Linked DNA regions of Homo sapiens: region 1 is linked to region 2. Evidence: chromatin loops called from intact Hi-C (ENCODE). Cell type or tissue: Calu3. All regions are shown on one strand.

Region 1 (8,000 bases), 190 kb after region 2:
TACAACACATCTATAGACACACATACTCATACTCATACACACAAACACAAGCATACAACTACAGTGCAGTGTATTTCAGATTGAAATTTTCTTATGATAGGAAAAGTACATAGAAGTGCCACCTTCTATATTGTTGTTCAAACACTATAGACACACCAGTGACATTGGTCACTGAGCTGTTTTACTTAAAAAATAAAAAATAATAGAATAATAAAATAAAAGTTATTAGTAGTAGAGTGTGCTACATTTATAAAATTAACATTTTGTGAGCAAGTATAACTTTAAAAGAATTTTTTGCAAGAATCCCCAGGAACATATGAGTTCAATTCATTCACCACTGTATAAGTGCAAAACATGTGATATAAAACACTTATCAAAAATGTTCTGCGGCCAGGTGCAGTGGATCACACCCACAATTTCAGCACTTTGAGAGGCTGAAGCTGGAGGATCACTCGAGCCCAAGAGTTCAAGACCAGCCTGGCAAACATAGTGTGACCCCATTTCTATTATTTAAAAAAAAAAAAAAAGTCTGCCTGGCCAGTGGCTCACCCCTGTAATCCCAGCAAGCACGTTGGGAGGGAGAGGTAGAGGCAGGAGGATCGCCTGAGCCCAGGAGTTTGAGACTAGCCTAGGCAACACAGCCAGACTCCATCTCTACTATTTTTTTTTTAATTAGCCACGTGTGGTGGCACCTGTCTGTGGTCCTAGCTACTCAGGAGGCAAAGGCAGGAGACTTGCTTAAGCCCAGGAGTTAGAGGCTGCAACCGAGCTATGATCATGCCACTGCACTCCAGCCTGGGCAACAGAGTGAGATCCTGTTCCTTTAAAAAAAAAAAAAAAAAAGTTCGAATTGTTCTGAAAAAATTTTTTTTAAATTTAAAAAGTTATTAACTAAGTTTAACAAACTAAATCTTTTCAATCACTATCAGCTTCAACATCAACAAGGGGAGAAAACTATCACCAAGAATATTCAGCAACACATGTACAATAATCCAAATTCACCTAGTTCACTATCTACAACGAAGACAGCCCCTTCACAATTCTAGCAACTTTTATTTTACTCTCATCTCTCACCATTTCCTCCCTGCACCCCAGGTAATTTGCTGCTCCCCAAACTCATCCCAACTCCCACATACCTCTAAGCCTTTATACCAACTGTTCCCTGAGCTCCTCCTCACCTGGTGAGCACTTACTCATCAGTCGTTCAAAACTTGATGCAGAAGTCTCCTCCAGTGTAGAAGCCTGGCTGCAGGATCCAGTTTGGGGTAGGTAACTAGTGGGAGGGTGCTTTCTATAGCTGCTTTGTTGACCATAGCTACTCTGCTGTCCATAACTGCTCGGTTTCCCACAGGTGTTCTGCTGAGAGTAACTGCTCTGATCATAGCTGGTAGGAGGGTAGGACGGAGGTGCAGTGACTGGCTGCATGGGGTAGCTCCCAGGTACCTGGGGATAACTGTAGTTACTCTGTCCATATCTTAGGCCAGGCTGGTTGGTAACCCCTGTGCTAGATTGAGGTTGACTAGTCTCAATGGGCTTGTTACCATCCTATGGTCTTGTAGGTGCAGTGGCTGCTGGCTGCTGCCCATAGGCTGGGTAAGCAGGCTGAGTGCCATATGCAGACTGAGCAGCTTGGAGGCCTGGGTGGTGGTGACTGTAGCAGTGGTGGTATCATAAGCACCAGTGCCACACCCCTGGACAGGCTGGCTGTATGCCTGGGGGGCAGTTGGAGTAGCATAACCAGTGGGAGGCTGTCCATAAGAAGTTGCATAGCCCATAGGTTGCAGTGGTCTGAGCCTGGGTATAGCTGACATCAGTGGGCTGTCCATAGGTTCCATAGCTTTGTTGCCCATATGCCTGGGTGGTCTGTGCATATCCTTGAGCAGGCTGGGCAGCGTAAGCACTGTAGCCCTGCTGCACTGCAGCTTGGCTATAGATACTGTAATCCGTTGACGCCATTTTCTCTCCTTCCTCCTCGTTCTCTCAACATCCGTCTCCTTCTCGCTCCCATTTAACTTTTATCTAAAAAGATTACAGAAATCCTATTCTTCCCAATTTTCAAAGTTCTAATAATCTCATGCCTATATATTGAGGTCATTAAAACATTACTATAACTTTGGATATAATTCAGTGGACCAATGATAATGTTTACTCTCTAAGAAAAGAAACTATGAAACAATCTAGTTCTAGATCTTTATATAAAAGATCAACAAAGTAACTCATTTTCCAGTATGAATATTAACTTGCTATTTGTAAATTGTCTATATTAAATTATCAGTTAAGCCTTCCCTGATTAATAATATTCCAGAGATTATATTGATTATAGTAGATAATTAGGTAAAAACACAACCATACAAAATTCTATTTTAAGAATTTTGAGGACAAAATTGGGAGAAATGTGGGGCAAAAATCTACAACATGGTTATTATTTAATAGATAAATATAAACTATGCAGTTAGTCCTCCATATCTGTAGGTTTCACATCAGCTAGGTTCAACCAACCACAGATGGAAAATATTCAGAAAAAAAGAATAGTTTCATCTGTACTGAACATGTACAGTCCTTTTTTTCTTGTCATTATTTCCTAAACAATACAGTATAACAAGTATTTACACAACATCATATTGAGAATTACAAGTAATCTAGAGATGAATTAAAGGATGATGTGCATAGGTTATATGCAAATAACCATATTATATAAGGGACTTGAGCATCTGTAGATTTTGGTATTTGCAGGGATCCTGGAACCAATCCCCTGAGGATACTGATGGATGATTATATTTACTGCCACATCCCTTCAGAGCACTTTGATCTGTATTACAAGCTCTCATGTTCCCTTTTGTTTAATTACATACTTTGTTTCTACAGTAACTCTAAAGCATATAACCAGTTGCAATGTCCCTAAGCCCTTTACATGGTGAATTTTTTTCAGCTAATAAAGAGTAATAATAATATAATCCTTGTGTAGAGCTTTATCTTCTTCCTAAACATCTCTTAATTAGTATGCAACAGGATTAAATACAACTGAAGTCTCACTATACCATTTTGAATAATTAGGAGGAAAAATACAAATTCTAACCTAGGCACCTAAGTCTTGTAGGAATTTACTGCCACCTTCAGGTTTTAATGAAAATGCACTGGGACTGTAGCTTTTACATTTCCAGATGATAGTCCCTGGTTAATATAGTAGAAATATTAATATTATTTTCTGGCTTTAGAAGCAAAGTACTACTATCTAATTTAGATTGCAGTACAAAATGCATTCAGGAAATGCCTTTCGCCTTGTCTTTTTGTCTTTTGTGATTCTTTCAATAATGTGTAATTGAAAATTAAAGTCTGTTTTTTATCAGCCATTATAATTATATACTAGAAGTTCCCAGATCTGTGTCCAGAATGTACTTTGTATCATTGTCTAAATCTAGTTAAAAAAAAAAAACTATTACAGCAAACTGTTTTAAATGTTCCACGTGTCAATGCCTTCCAGCCAAAGGCCACCAGGAACACACCGGCAGTTGCACAAGTTGGGTTTCTTGCTCATTTCAGGGAGGGAGAAACCACACCATAGGGAACTGTGGATGTCTGAGTAAGAAGGTGTTAAAAGGGACTTATAGGATTTGGGCTTTTATTGGGAGATTTTTGGTAGGGTTTGAGGAAGTGGGCTTTGCTCTGGATAAAATGCTGTCAGGAAGTGGGGGCAATCCCATAATTTAGTATCTTAATGAGTTTTACTTATAAAGCAGGTGGAATGAAGTGAGGCTAATGCTATAATTGGTAAAGAAGCAGAAGTCATTCACATTAGCCAGAATAGGGGAATGTTCCACATTTTTTGTGGTTTGCAGACTGACTTTGTTTTTGTCTATATTTAGACAAGATGTTGTTGGGGTGGGCGTTGACCCCACTTCCTCACGGTCACAGAGTGGCCGTGATGTTGGTGTTCCGTGAGATTGTTTATGTTCAACAGAACACCAAGGCCTATCACGCAGTTCCTAGTTGTCAGGGACTGCTTTTCTCTTTCTCATGCATATATTTGTAATTCCATGAATACCTTTTTTTTTTAATTCCTTGACTTTGTGCTGAAATTATAAAAGTTTGTGATGATTTTCAAAGTGGATATCAACAGAATATGAAGCTCTAAGGATGCATCATAAATGTTGCAAGGGTGTGAAATCCAGCTCAAAATCGTTTGGAAAAAGGGGAATTTATTAGAAGACCCACATAACACAAGGAAGACCGGAGTGCAGATGGACTATGAGTCAGCTCATAGCACGAGGCTAAATGCCAAGAAACTCCCCATCCACCTCTCATCTCCTCAGCTGTCTCCACAGGGCAGGAAATGTCATTGCCTATAATTTCCAAACTTTATTGTCCCAGTTCCAACATAAGAGGGAGACTGATACTTTTTCCTGCAGTTATAGTTTAAGAGATCCAAGAGAAGGGTTTTAATTGGGGCAGGCTGAGTTACACGTTCACCTAGTGCACTCAACTAGGACCAAGAATTGTGCAGTATTAGAGAAAGAGGTGTTCTCATTAGAACCACACAGTCAGATCAGGGAAGAAGCATTTCCTGGAAAAAGTAGAATTGAAGTTCTGGGTAAGCAAAAGATTTGAAAAAAAGATTTAAAGCTGGGAGGAAAAAAAAATCAGTTCTGGGTTCTAGAAATGTAATATTTGCTATAAAGAGAAAAATTAAAATAAAATAAAAAGAGAGAGACCCAGTTAGGCCATCACAATTATTTCAGTAAAATATACCAGAGGCTTGAACTAGGGCAGCACCAGTGGGAATAGAGAAAAGAGAATGCTTTCAGTTAGAAATGTTTCAGAGTTAGAATCTACAGGACTAGCTAATTCCACAGATGTGAGGAGAAGTCAAATTCATCAACAGCCCTTACATAGGATTTATCATGTAACATGCCCTGTTCTACACACTTGACATATATTCATTAAGTCCTCACCACAACCCTATGAAGTATTATTTCCATTTTCAGATGGGGAAATTGAGGCACAAAAAGGTTAAAAAGTTACCCAAGGTTGACGGGGTGCAGTGGCTCATGCCTGTAATTCCAGCACCTTGGGAGGCCGAGGCAGGTGGATCACCAGAAGTCAGGAGTTCGAGACCAGCCCGGACAACATGGTGAAACCCTGTTTCTACTAAAAATACAAAAATTAGCCAGGCGTGGTGGTGCGCACCTGTAATCCTAGCTACTTGGGGGGCTGAGGCAGGAGAATCACTTGAACCCAGGAGGTGGAGGTTGCAGTGAGCCGAGATCACACCATTGAACTCCAGCCTGGGCAACAAGAGCGAAACTCTGTCTCAAAAAAAGAAAAAGAAAAAAAAAAGAAGTTACCCAAGGTCATACAGCCGATAAATGGTAGAGTTCACATCCAGCTAATCTGGCTCCAAAATTCATGAGTTTAGCTACCTGCCACAACCTCTCCAAGGTCTGAATTTATGTGAGTCATTGTGTGTATCAAGGGTGGAAGCACAAATAGAGTACATTCCAGACTGGGAGAGGAATGTGCACAGGAGATAATATTTGGTTTTCTTTATATTAAGTTGTAAATGTGTTAAGAGTAACAGATGGAAATGCCCAATGGGCAACTTGAATATATAACTCGGGTAAGGGTAGAGGCTTAAATTTAGAATTTGTTAGGACCTAAATGGTAGCTGAAGCCAATGAGTGAATGAAATCTTCTAAAAGGAGTAGAATGATGGCCTAACATGCAGCCCAGAGAAAAACAAAGAGAAGGTAGAAGAATGATCTTCAATAATGACCTAGAAATTAACTAACCCAGTGTTTCTGATGATTAGGAGAAATAGGCATCATCATATGCTGTTAGTAGGAGCACAAATTGGTACAATTTGTTTGCAGGGAAGTTTGGCAATATCTAATAAAATACAAATTTTCCCTACCATTTTTTGACCCAGCAATTCTACTGGAAATTTATGCTACAAATATACTCTTTCCTAGCATCAAAGATATATGTATAAGAGTGTTCACTGCAGCCTTGTTTAATAAGAAGGAAGAAAGGGAAGGAGGGAGGAAAGACGGAAGGAAAACAGCAACCTCAATGTTCATTAGTATTGTGCTGGCATTCCACACCATAGAATTCTATGTGGTTATTCCATAAAAATAAATACCATGTGGTCATTAACAAGAACAAAGTAGATCTCTGGGAACTTCTATGGAAAGATCATCAACATGCACTAGAAATATTCAGTGATGGGGGGGAAAAGAAAAAAAAAAACCAACAACATATGTTTAAAAAGAAATAAAAAGAGAAATTACATTAGTTCATTTTCATGCTGCTGGTAAAGACATACCCAAGACTGGGTAATTTATACAGGAAAAAGGGGTTTAAGGACTTACAGTTCCACATGGCTGGGGAGGCCTCACAATCATGGCTGAAGGCAAAGAGGAGCAAGTCACATCTTACGTGGATGGCGGCAGGCAAAAAGAGAGAGCTTGTGCAGGGGAACTCTCGTTTTTAAAACCATCAGATCTCGTAAGACTCATTCACTATCACAAGAATAGCATAGTAAACACCCTCCCCCATAATTCAATCACTTCCCACCAGATTCCTCCCACGACACAAGAAAATTAATTCAAGATGAGATTTGGGTGGGGATACAGCCAAACCATATCAGAGGTATAGGAGAATACATGTAGTGTTCCTTTAGTGTAAATAATAGGCCTGCTGTACCCTTTTCTACTTACCCGGCAGAAAAACAACCAATATAAAACATAGAATCTTACAGAATCTTTTAAAATCTTCAGAATAGAGGTACAAAAAGAGCAAATCCAGAGACCCAGGAGAGGTCACAGAAGGCACCAGGCAGGCAGCAGCCTCACCTTCTTGAGTCTCACCCCTTGGCAGCCTTGCACAGAGTGGGCATGAGCCATGACCTGTACTGAGAATTTCCTTGGGCAGGTGCACAGGGGAGGAGGGAAAGAAAAGCTCTAAAGGAAGGTAAGGGCGAGTGCACACCCTTGGGCTCCCCTCTCTATGAGAAACCCAAGATGCCCAATAGAGCATTTAGGCCTGAGAGACAGTATAGCTCAAATGTGTGCAGGAAAGACCCAAAGCAAGTTGGCCCTTGTGTAGTGGATAATCTGTTATTATATGTACATATATGAATACATTTATAAAATATAAGTTAACACCATGGAGTGTAAGGTTCAAATCAAAAACTACTAGTCAATGAATCATCTAAACAGTAGCTCAAGTCTTAAAAAAAAAAGTCTTCCTTAATAAGTGCAATTAACCATAGGTGTACCTAAACATAATACACTGAAATCATGCATTTAACTTCAAACAAGTTCAAGCACTTTACTATCTCTGCTATTAACAATGCCATTTTCAAAATCTTTCAATAATAAATGAAATATGATACTTATTTCAACATCCCTCTAACAGCCGATGTCATTTAGCCTCTGCTTAAGGGTCTGGTTTTCTCAGCAGTTTAACATCATTCTGTAACCTTTACTAGCAGAGATAAAATGTGACCACGTGGCCTGCTTCTGAACTAGAATTATGATAATTCTCTCAAGAGAATGCAACAGTCTTCTGGCAAGGTCACCACCTCAAACCTGTATTAAAAAATGGGAAAACAGAAAAGGAAGAAAAAAAATAGACTCTAAAGACTGTTACTACATAACTTCTTCTCTTCACTTTCCTTTAATAAAATGTGTCTTGAAAGAGAACAAATTAGCTTCAAGTTAAACAGCAAAGAAATTTTAGCCTTCTACCACTAAACAGATATATTTTTCAGAAAGAGTAGCAACATAACAGTTTTAGAACATCCAGCCTATAAATTTTGGGCCAAGTGCAGTGGCTCACGCCTGGAATCCCAGTAAATAATCCCAATGTAATCCCAATGTAAATTATTAAACTGACACTTGGTGTACACTTTAATCCGCTGTAAATTGACCAGTCTAATGTTTCCAGAATTGTCACTTTGGGGCATCTATTAGTTTGCTAGGCCTGACATAACAAAATACCAC
Region 2 (8,000 bases):
GATATTAAAATTAATTTTATAGGAGAACATTCTGAAGATTATTCTAAAAAAATGAAGATGATCACCTGACATCACAATGAATTAACCCTGTGTAAAAATATTGGGGGAAAATGGAAGTTTATAACTTATTTTAAAAAAAGGTAAGAGAACATTGTATCTTTTAAAGCATTAATGAAAGCCTCCTTAGCAAAATTATATGCCTAAAGAATGCAGGCATATAACTCACAACACAAAAATACTGTAGATCCTGTACCTACTACAAATGGCATCCAGGTGACCAAGGCTGGCGTTCCCAGAATGTCACTGTGGCTGGTGTCTGTTTTGACTGGTCAGCATCCATGCCATGCTAATTATTAAATATTTTAATATTATTCTTGCAAGTCTCCCTAAAATAACCTCAGTATCTGTTCTGTTCCCAATGGTCTTTAGCAAGAGTTGCAAAGCGCCCTCCTGTTACAGTAAAGAATTCTCCTTTATATCAAATCTAAATTACTTCCGTATTAGGCAGAACCCTTTTAATTGCAAGTAACAGAAACTATACAAATTAGCTTAAGCATAAAGGGACTTTATTGGCTTGTGTTCCTGGATAGAGCTGGCCTCCAGAACTCAAAGCACATCATCCAGTCATCCTTGTTCTCTCTCCCCCTTCTCCTTTCCTCTTTCTGCAGCTCTCAGTGAATTGGCTTCCTTGCCTCCTCCTGAAGCCAGGCTTCTCCTAGGTATATGAGTTGGGAGCAGGAGAACCAAATTCCAGATAAGAATCATATCTAGTCAAATCTGGATCACATGACAACCACTCCTATGCAGAAGGTAGAAGGAATGTGATGTGGAAGGTACTGTCTCTGGCAACCCCACACCCAAGCAGGATGAGGAAGGTAAGGAGTCCTGCCACTCCCAGCAGGCCGCACACCAGCAGCATTAGTAGCTGGTTAGAAATGCAGAATCTGGAGCTGCATCCCAGACCCACCAAATCAGAATCCAGAGTTCAACAAGATCCCCAGCGGATTCCATGCACCTTATAAATGGAGAAGGTTTTTCTCCTAGGAAACATGCCGTGAAGGACGACATCATCACAGAAAGGGGAAGGAGAAAAACAACAGATGTTCACTCACACACAACTGTGATATCACACAACTTCCTTTTGCTTAGTCTTCAGTAAAAATGATGAACTAATTATTGTTCTAAGTATCACAAACATCACTACCCATTTTAAAAAACAGGCCAGGTGCAGTGGTTCACCCCTGTAATCCCAGCACTTTGGGAGGCTGAGGCAGGCAGAAAACTTGAGGCCAGGAGTTTGAGACCAGCCTGGCCAACATGATGAAAACCCATCTCTACTAAAAATACAAAAATTAGCCGGGTATGGTGACACACGCCTATAGTCTCAGCTACTCAGAGGTTGAGACATGAGAATCACTTGAATCTGGGAGGCAGATGTTGCAGTGAGCTGAGATCATGCCACTGCACTCCAGCCTGGGAGACAGAGTGAGACTCTGTCTCAAAAACAAACAAACAAAACATCTGTAGGTCTCCCTACAGTTTCCTGTTCTTTATAATTCCTATTCTCCTTTATCAAGGCCAGTAGCTAACTTAGCTATTTTTAGTCTCACTTTTTATTTTAGAAATTATTTGCTATATAATGGCCAGGCACAGTGGCTCACACCTGTAATCCCAGCACTTTGGGAGGCCAAGGCAGGTGGATCACTTGAGGCCAGGAGTTCAAGACCAGCCTGGCCAACATAGCGAAACCCCGTCTCTACTAAAAATACAAAAATTAGCCAGGCATGGTGGCATGCACCTGTGGTCCCAGCTACTCAGGAGGCTGAGGCATGAGAATCGCTTGAACCCAGGAGGTGGAGGCTGAAGTGAGCCAAGATCGTGCCACTGCACTCTAGCCTAGGTGATGGAGTGAGACGCTGTCTCAAAAAATAAAAAGAGAGAGAGAGAGGGAAAGAAAGAAATTATTTGCTATATAAGGATTGTTGTTAGGAGGAAATCAACACTATAACTGTTTGTTTCTGTCTTTGACTCTGGTTAAATTACTGTACGTCCCGCCAGCATACCTGATTTCTATTGATAGGGGTAGCACAGCCTCGTAGTTATGAGCATGGATCAGAAGCTAGGGGCTGGTTTAAATCTTGATCTGCCACTTACTAGCTATGTTTCTTACCTCTCTGAACCTTGGTTTCCTCATCTGTAAAAGGGGCTCATCATAGTTGTGAGGAGAATTAAGTGAACTAATATTTGTGCCTGGTATGCAGTAACCACTATGTATGTTTTTGAAATAAATAAATGTTGTTGGAGTGAAACCCCCCAACACATCTCTAATGCCGCCTTGTGACTAGTGGATTAAGTGAGCACTTTGAAAATATGTATTACTTGAGTGATTAAATTGCCAAGCTTCCCCATTTCATTTACATCTTATTTCCATTTCTAGTGAATCATTCCTTCTAAGCACAAGGTTGTGAAAGGAAATCTTGAACACTAATAATAGCATTACAAGCTACTATAACCAGGGCTTACTTACATGATTATCACCAAAGCTCCAATAAATTTCTCAATTTAAATATTAAAAATCAGTCAATGATCTGTTAGCTGGAAAATATCTGGGGTGAAAGAGTGATTACCACTAAAAAATAGATTGAAGTCATTGCTGCTTTTAGAGCCTAGAAAAATACAAAGATCTGTTATTCTAGGTAAGTTACTTACTCTCTCTGCCTCCTTTATGGGCTGCTGGAAGGATTAAATGATTAGTGTGTGAGAAATGCTTAGAACAATGCCTGGCTCAAAGTAAGTAATCAATAAATGCCAGTTCTTATTATCACAGGTATTCTGAATACAGGTTGTGGCGATCAGGAGCTTTGATGACCATGGCAGGTGGCAATGCCCCAAAGTGCAGAAGACGTCAATTCCTCTTCCATATCCCCAGTCAACACACACATTCCCCTCCACAACCAAGAGAAGTGGGCATTAAAGAAAGGAAGGGCAAGAGGAACGACAATTCTAAAAGATCACCAAGGTGTATAGTCTGAATTATTTGGACTAGTTCTGCTGTGATCTTAGCCAATTGACCCTCTGCCCTAATTTCCCCACCTGAAAAAAAAGAAGGCCAATTTATTAAGGGTTTCTGATGCGTGGGTGAAAGAGGCTGTTAACACTCGAAAGTATTATAGATTAACAATCTTTCTAACCATTTTAAATATTAGCAAATGTTCCAGCTCACAAAGTGCCATGGTTTTAGTGGCCTGGAAAACGCTGCAATTTGTTCAAACATCAGTGGGTGTTATTTCTGGATGTTAATCAGTACCATTTACCTTGAGAACCTGGAAAATGTGTGGACTGTGCAAGTCCGCCATCTGCTGGTCCTGGAGACTCTGCGCCGCAGGGCAGAGATGCTTGTCCAATGCGGCCGGCACAGGAGCTCCTTGGAGAGCAGCAAACCAGCCAAAGCTGTTCCCACCACCTCAGGTCCTGATGCTGAATTATCACAGTGAACATGTTGCTTTCCCAAAGGGAGGTGATTTGTTTGAGAGGGTATGTGTGTGGTCTTTAAATAGTTTTGTTCTTTGTGCTTACATTATCATCTAGGAAGAAAAGATAATTTATTGCATCTCAGAAATGAAGCGACTCTGAGATAGCATCTATTTCAAATGCCTCATTTTACACAAAAGAAAAAATGTGGCCCAAGAGTCAGACAACTTTCCCAAGTTACTCAGCCAGTAGTGGCAGGACAGTATCCCCAAGGCTCATGCCTGGACACTTACTCTCGCTACCTTGGAGAAGGTGAAGGAGGGCAGAGGAATCTGCCAAAACAAAGAAAACTTCCCAGCCAGTGTCCTGGGTCACTGTATACGTCTTACTGACATGGCACTTTAGCCATAGTTTGCAAAGAGCTTTAACTTCTCTTCTTATATCCATATAAAAACTTTCACCTCTGATTGTAGCCAAAAGCCAAAGCCCTTTTATGCCCTATTGCACTTATGAAAGGGGAAAAATGCAAGTAAGGATACTTTATCTTGTGATTATTTTCACTTCCTGAAAAGCCAAAGATCTAGCAGTTTAATCACAAAGTCTGTCCTGTCATTCAGCAGCAGATGCCAGCCTCTTGCCCGGCAGCCACCAGAATAGAAGAACCCTACAGGTCAGAAAGTCTACACTCTTATTTCTCCACCAGAGAGAGGTCTCTCTTAGTTTATACAGGCCAACTATTTTTTTTTAATTGGTCTTAGTCCAATAATGACATATTTGCCTGGGTCACCTGCCAGCCAACCAGGAGCGCTCATTCAGCTGGGGTGTGGATACAGAGAAATTCTAGTGCCATCCAACAGAGGGCAGTAGTGCACAGACACATAACCACCCTGCTCAGCTCTCTCCTATCAGAAAAAAGGGGGTGGGGGACACAGGTGCATATTCTTACTGCTCTGACTCTGTCCTGAGAGTGGAGCCAAACATTTTTCAGATGCCAAAATCAATCTTAAAAGTCAATGATCTGACAAGGACAAATATTAATCGCTAATTCCTGTTTCCCCCCACTTCATGACGCTCAGCTTCATACTCTGCCCCTGAGCCTCCCAAACCAAAGTTCTTTTATCACGTGACAGAGACACAAGCCTTGGATCCATCTGAAAACAAAGCTGACAAGTTTCTCACCACCTAGCAACACAAAAAACTCTAAACACAATCCAAAGAATCCCCAAGGGAAACAGCTTCAAGAATCTTGAAAATCATACCTATTTTTGTTTGTAATGTGTGAAATTATTACAAGTATGTTCACCAAGAGGACTATTGATGGATGACTCACAATTTAGCTAAATTCAATGAACCACACACTGTGCCTATCCCAGTAGGTGACTCATGCATTTTTTATTTCAAGTATCAAGTGTTTGCCAAAAACAGTATTTAAAAAAAGTAATGAAAATTGTTCTGAAAGAGCTCATGAATAGGGTAGGACTACCCACCGACAACCTCATTTGTGCTCTGACCACTTACATGGGATTTGGTGGGTCTGCTACAGCAGCGCTCGACAGAGAGTGCGCTCCCCACAGCAACGGTGGCAGGCGGAGGGCAGGCTCTGCAACTCACCACACGTGGTTATCTCCCTCAAACCCACATCTCAGCAAGGATTCTAAAGCCCAATGATGTGTATGTGTTGCGGGGGGGGGGCAGGTACATACAGGTTTTGCTAAAACATATTAAAAATAAATGCATACATCCATTCAATTCCTGTTTGTCTTCTATTGAGCTTATCATTTCTCCCCCTACCTTTTTTAATTTAAGAAATCTAATTATCAGAGAAAAATGGAGGGAATGAAAGGTCACTGAGCAGAAATAATGAAAATGATTGCTGGTGAGGAACAGTTAAGGGGTGTAGACTTTATTCTGACCATTAGTGTTTTCGTGTGCACCTGCTACTAGGCTATTCACAAAACCCTCAGTAAGAGTCCCCCTTTCTCAGCCTGCTTCTCTGACCAGCCAAAGGAAAAGTTTTTAGGTCCCACTGACTTGCAAAAAAACCCTCAAGTTCACTGACCACCTAATAATATCCTTGTAAATCTCAGAAAGACATTACTGATTTGGATGTTTTAATAAATATTTGCAGCTTTGTGGTATTTCAAGGGGAAAGGATTTTAACACTTACAAATGCCTTTTCAAAGGATGTGAGGATGAGACAGAGTTCCCAGTGATGTTAGTATTTATTCCTAAAGCTTACTCTTCTTTTAAATCACAAACAATGACCATTTTTCAGGTTGTGTATTGACTTTTTCGTTTGCTGATCATTGCAGGCAAATTATGATGAAGTGTACGCTTTCCTCTTAAGGTCCCAGGAGACTTTCCTCCCCCCACACATTGTGGACATTGCTTCTTTTATAAGCAGGTTCTAAAAAATAAGTGCAGGAGGAACTCAGTTGGCTGACTCAATGCTTTGCATTATATGGTCACTCCTTATAGGTTTCTGATCTCTTGTTGCTTAGCAACATCTACACAGATATAATTTCCATCCGGTAGTGAAATCAAGTACTTTTGGCCTCTGTCAACATCAAGATTAGCTGATCTCTAGAGACCCCACACAGCCAAGGACACTTGTTGCTATTTTAAGAGAGAAGAGGCTCTCTTCTTCTTGCATGCCTCTTCTCTTTTTTGTTTATCAATTGCTGCGTAACAGAGTGCCCTAAAAAAACTCCTTATACAGTCTGTAGTTTGCCAAGGCTCGGCTGGATGGCTATGACATTTGATCCTTCATGAAACTGCAGTAAGATGGCAGCAGGAGCTAGAGTCTTCTCAAAGCCAGACTAGGCTGGACATCCAAGATGGCTTCTTCCCTCAAGTGACTGGTGCCTGAGCTGGGATGGCTGGAGCAGCTGGAGACTGGGCAGACATCTCCCTTGCCACATGGCTAGGTTGGGCTTCACAGCATTGGCTTGCAGGAGGCAGGGTGTGTGAAAGAGGCAGTGGGAGTGATCCACTCATGGGAAGGGATATGTTATCGCTGAGCCTTGTTTAGAATTGCTTGTGCATGCTGATAAGAAAAGGAAGACCAACTTTTAGTTGGTTTTAGTAAACTTTTTAAATTCTTTATAGACAATGCATCCCTTTAATCTCTGTACTTTTAAGTGGACCATTCCCACTGCCCCCAGCCTTGGTACACCACTTCCTCACAGCATGGCTGTTTCCAGAGAGTTGGACTTTTTGCCTCATGACTAGCCTCCCCCAGAGCCTTCCAGGAAGAAAGGCAAAATCTGTGAGCCTTCTTATGACCTAGCCTCAGAAGCCACAGAGCATTGCATCCCCTGCACTCTGTGGGGGCAAAAGCAAGTTGGAGGACCATCCTGGATTCATGGGGAGAAGACCAAACAAGTGTGAGTGCTGGAAAGGAGACTTCCCTGTGGGCCAGCTTTGGAGATGAGTGACCACATTCTCCATTACCATTTGCTCCACGTGGTTCAGAACCACATGATTATTTAACCAAAGCTCGGGTTGACTACACTTCAACTAACTGGAACCTACTGTAACGGTAAGTGACTTTTCTGAAAGAGATTTTGAATTCAGAATTTCATTGAGCCTTAGGATCCTCTGATGAATTTTCTTTAACTATTTCTTGCTGAAATAACAGAACTTCTAGTACATAGGGCTAGACTATTGCCACGACTTCTGAGTCAATCAATGTAACTCATCTTAGCCTCAGGCCAAAATTTTTGCAAATGGCTATATTCGTACTCAATTCCATTTCTCACATGTACTCATCTGACCAATGGGAAACTTTCCAGAGCCAGCTCTGGAGTCATAACTCAAAACTTTTCACAGAGATCCTAGGCCAGGTGTGAATAGAATCTTCAGGTTTCCTGAACCCACAAACCATAGCCAACCTGGATGTCAAGACCCTATAGGCTTAACTATTTCTTAAAATAGCAATAGCAAGCCCTTCTTATGTGCCAGACACTGTTCTCTGCTTTACCAATAGTAACTCATCTAAAACTCATAACAACACTATGGGTAGTAACCCTTATTATTATTATTTACAGATGAGGAAACTAAGACCCAAAGAGGTTAAGGAATGTGTCTCAGATTCCAAAGATAGCAAGTAGAAGAAATGTTATAGTCAGATTCCAGAAACCAAGCTCTTAATCATCATGCTATTATACTTCATAAGTTGTACAGTCAGTATTGCTGGCAATAAAGGACATTCATATAATTATGTACCATATCCTTGAAAAAAGTTCTTTCAGTCAACAATTAAATCAGCCAAATGTCTTAGACATTGTTTTAGTCCATTCAGGCTGCTATCACAAAATACTATAAAAGGGCTGGCTTATAACAACAGGAATTTCTCACAGTTCTGGAGGTTAGGATGTCCAAGGTCAAGGGACTGGTAGATTCAGTGTCTGCTGAGGGTCTGCTTCCTGGTTCATAGATAGCACATTCTCACCACATCCTCACGTGGTGGAAGGGATGAATGAGCTCCCTTGGGCCTATTGTATAAGATCGTTAATCCCATTCACAAG

The links. A loop is a pair of places that touch in the nucleus more often than their neighbours do. Peaks named below come from ENCODE experiments on the same cell type or tissue, not always from the same donor. Only the 100,000 strongest peaks of a DNase experiment are listed, where the experiment ranks them.
Region 1: a loop joins it to region 2, with 10 times the contacts of the local background. A loop is called at or near these places in 32 of 110 quality-filtered maps.

What each region holds. Positions count from the first base shown.
Region 1 is chr14:35,874,959-35,882,958 of GRCh38, reverse strand. It overlaps the pseudogene EWSR1P2. Among named protein-coding and RNA genes, the nearest start is that of BRMS1L, 53 kb to the right of the region's middle. In Calu3, CTCF peaks have their summits at 2,938 and 3,140 (motif pointing left); a DNase peak (open chromatin) is centred at 4,268.
Region 2 is chr14:36,066,000-36,073,999 of GRCh38, reverse strand. It overlaps LINC00609 (long intergenic non-protein coding RNA 609), which reads right to left and starts at 3,573. Exons shown (of 3, transcript NR_073454.1): 1 at 3,315-3,573. LOC105370452 (a long non-coding RNA gene) reads left to right here and starts at 6,271. Exons shown (of 3, transcript XR_943752.3): 1 at 6,271-7,012. In Calu3, CTCF peaks have their summits at 3,356 (motif pointing left) and 4,311 (motif pointing right); DNase peaks (open chromatin) are centred at 3,379, 4,329 and 5,039.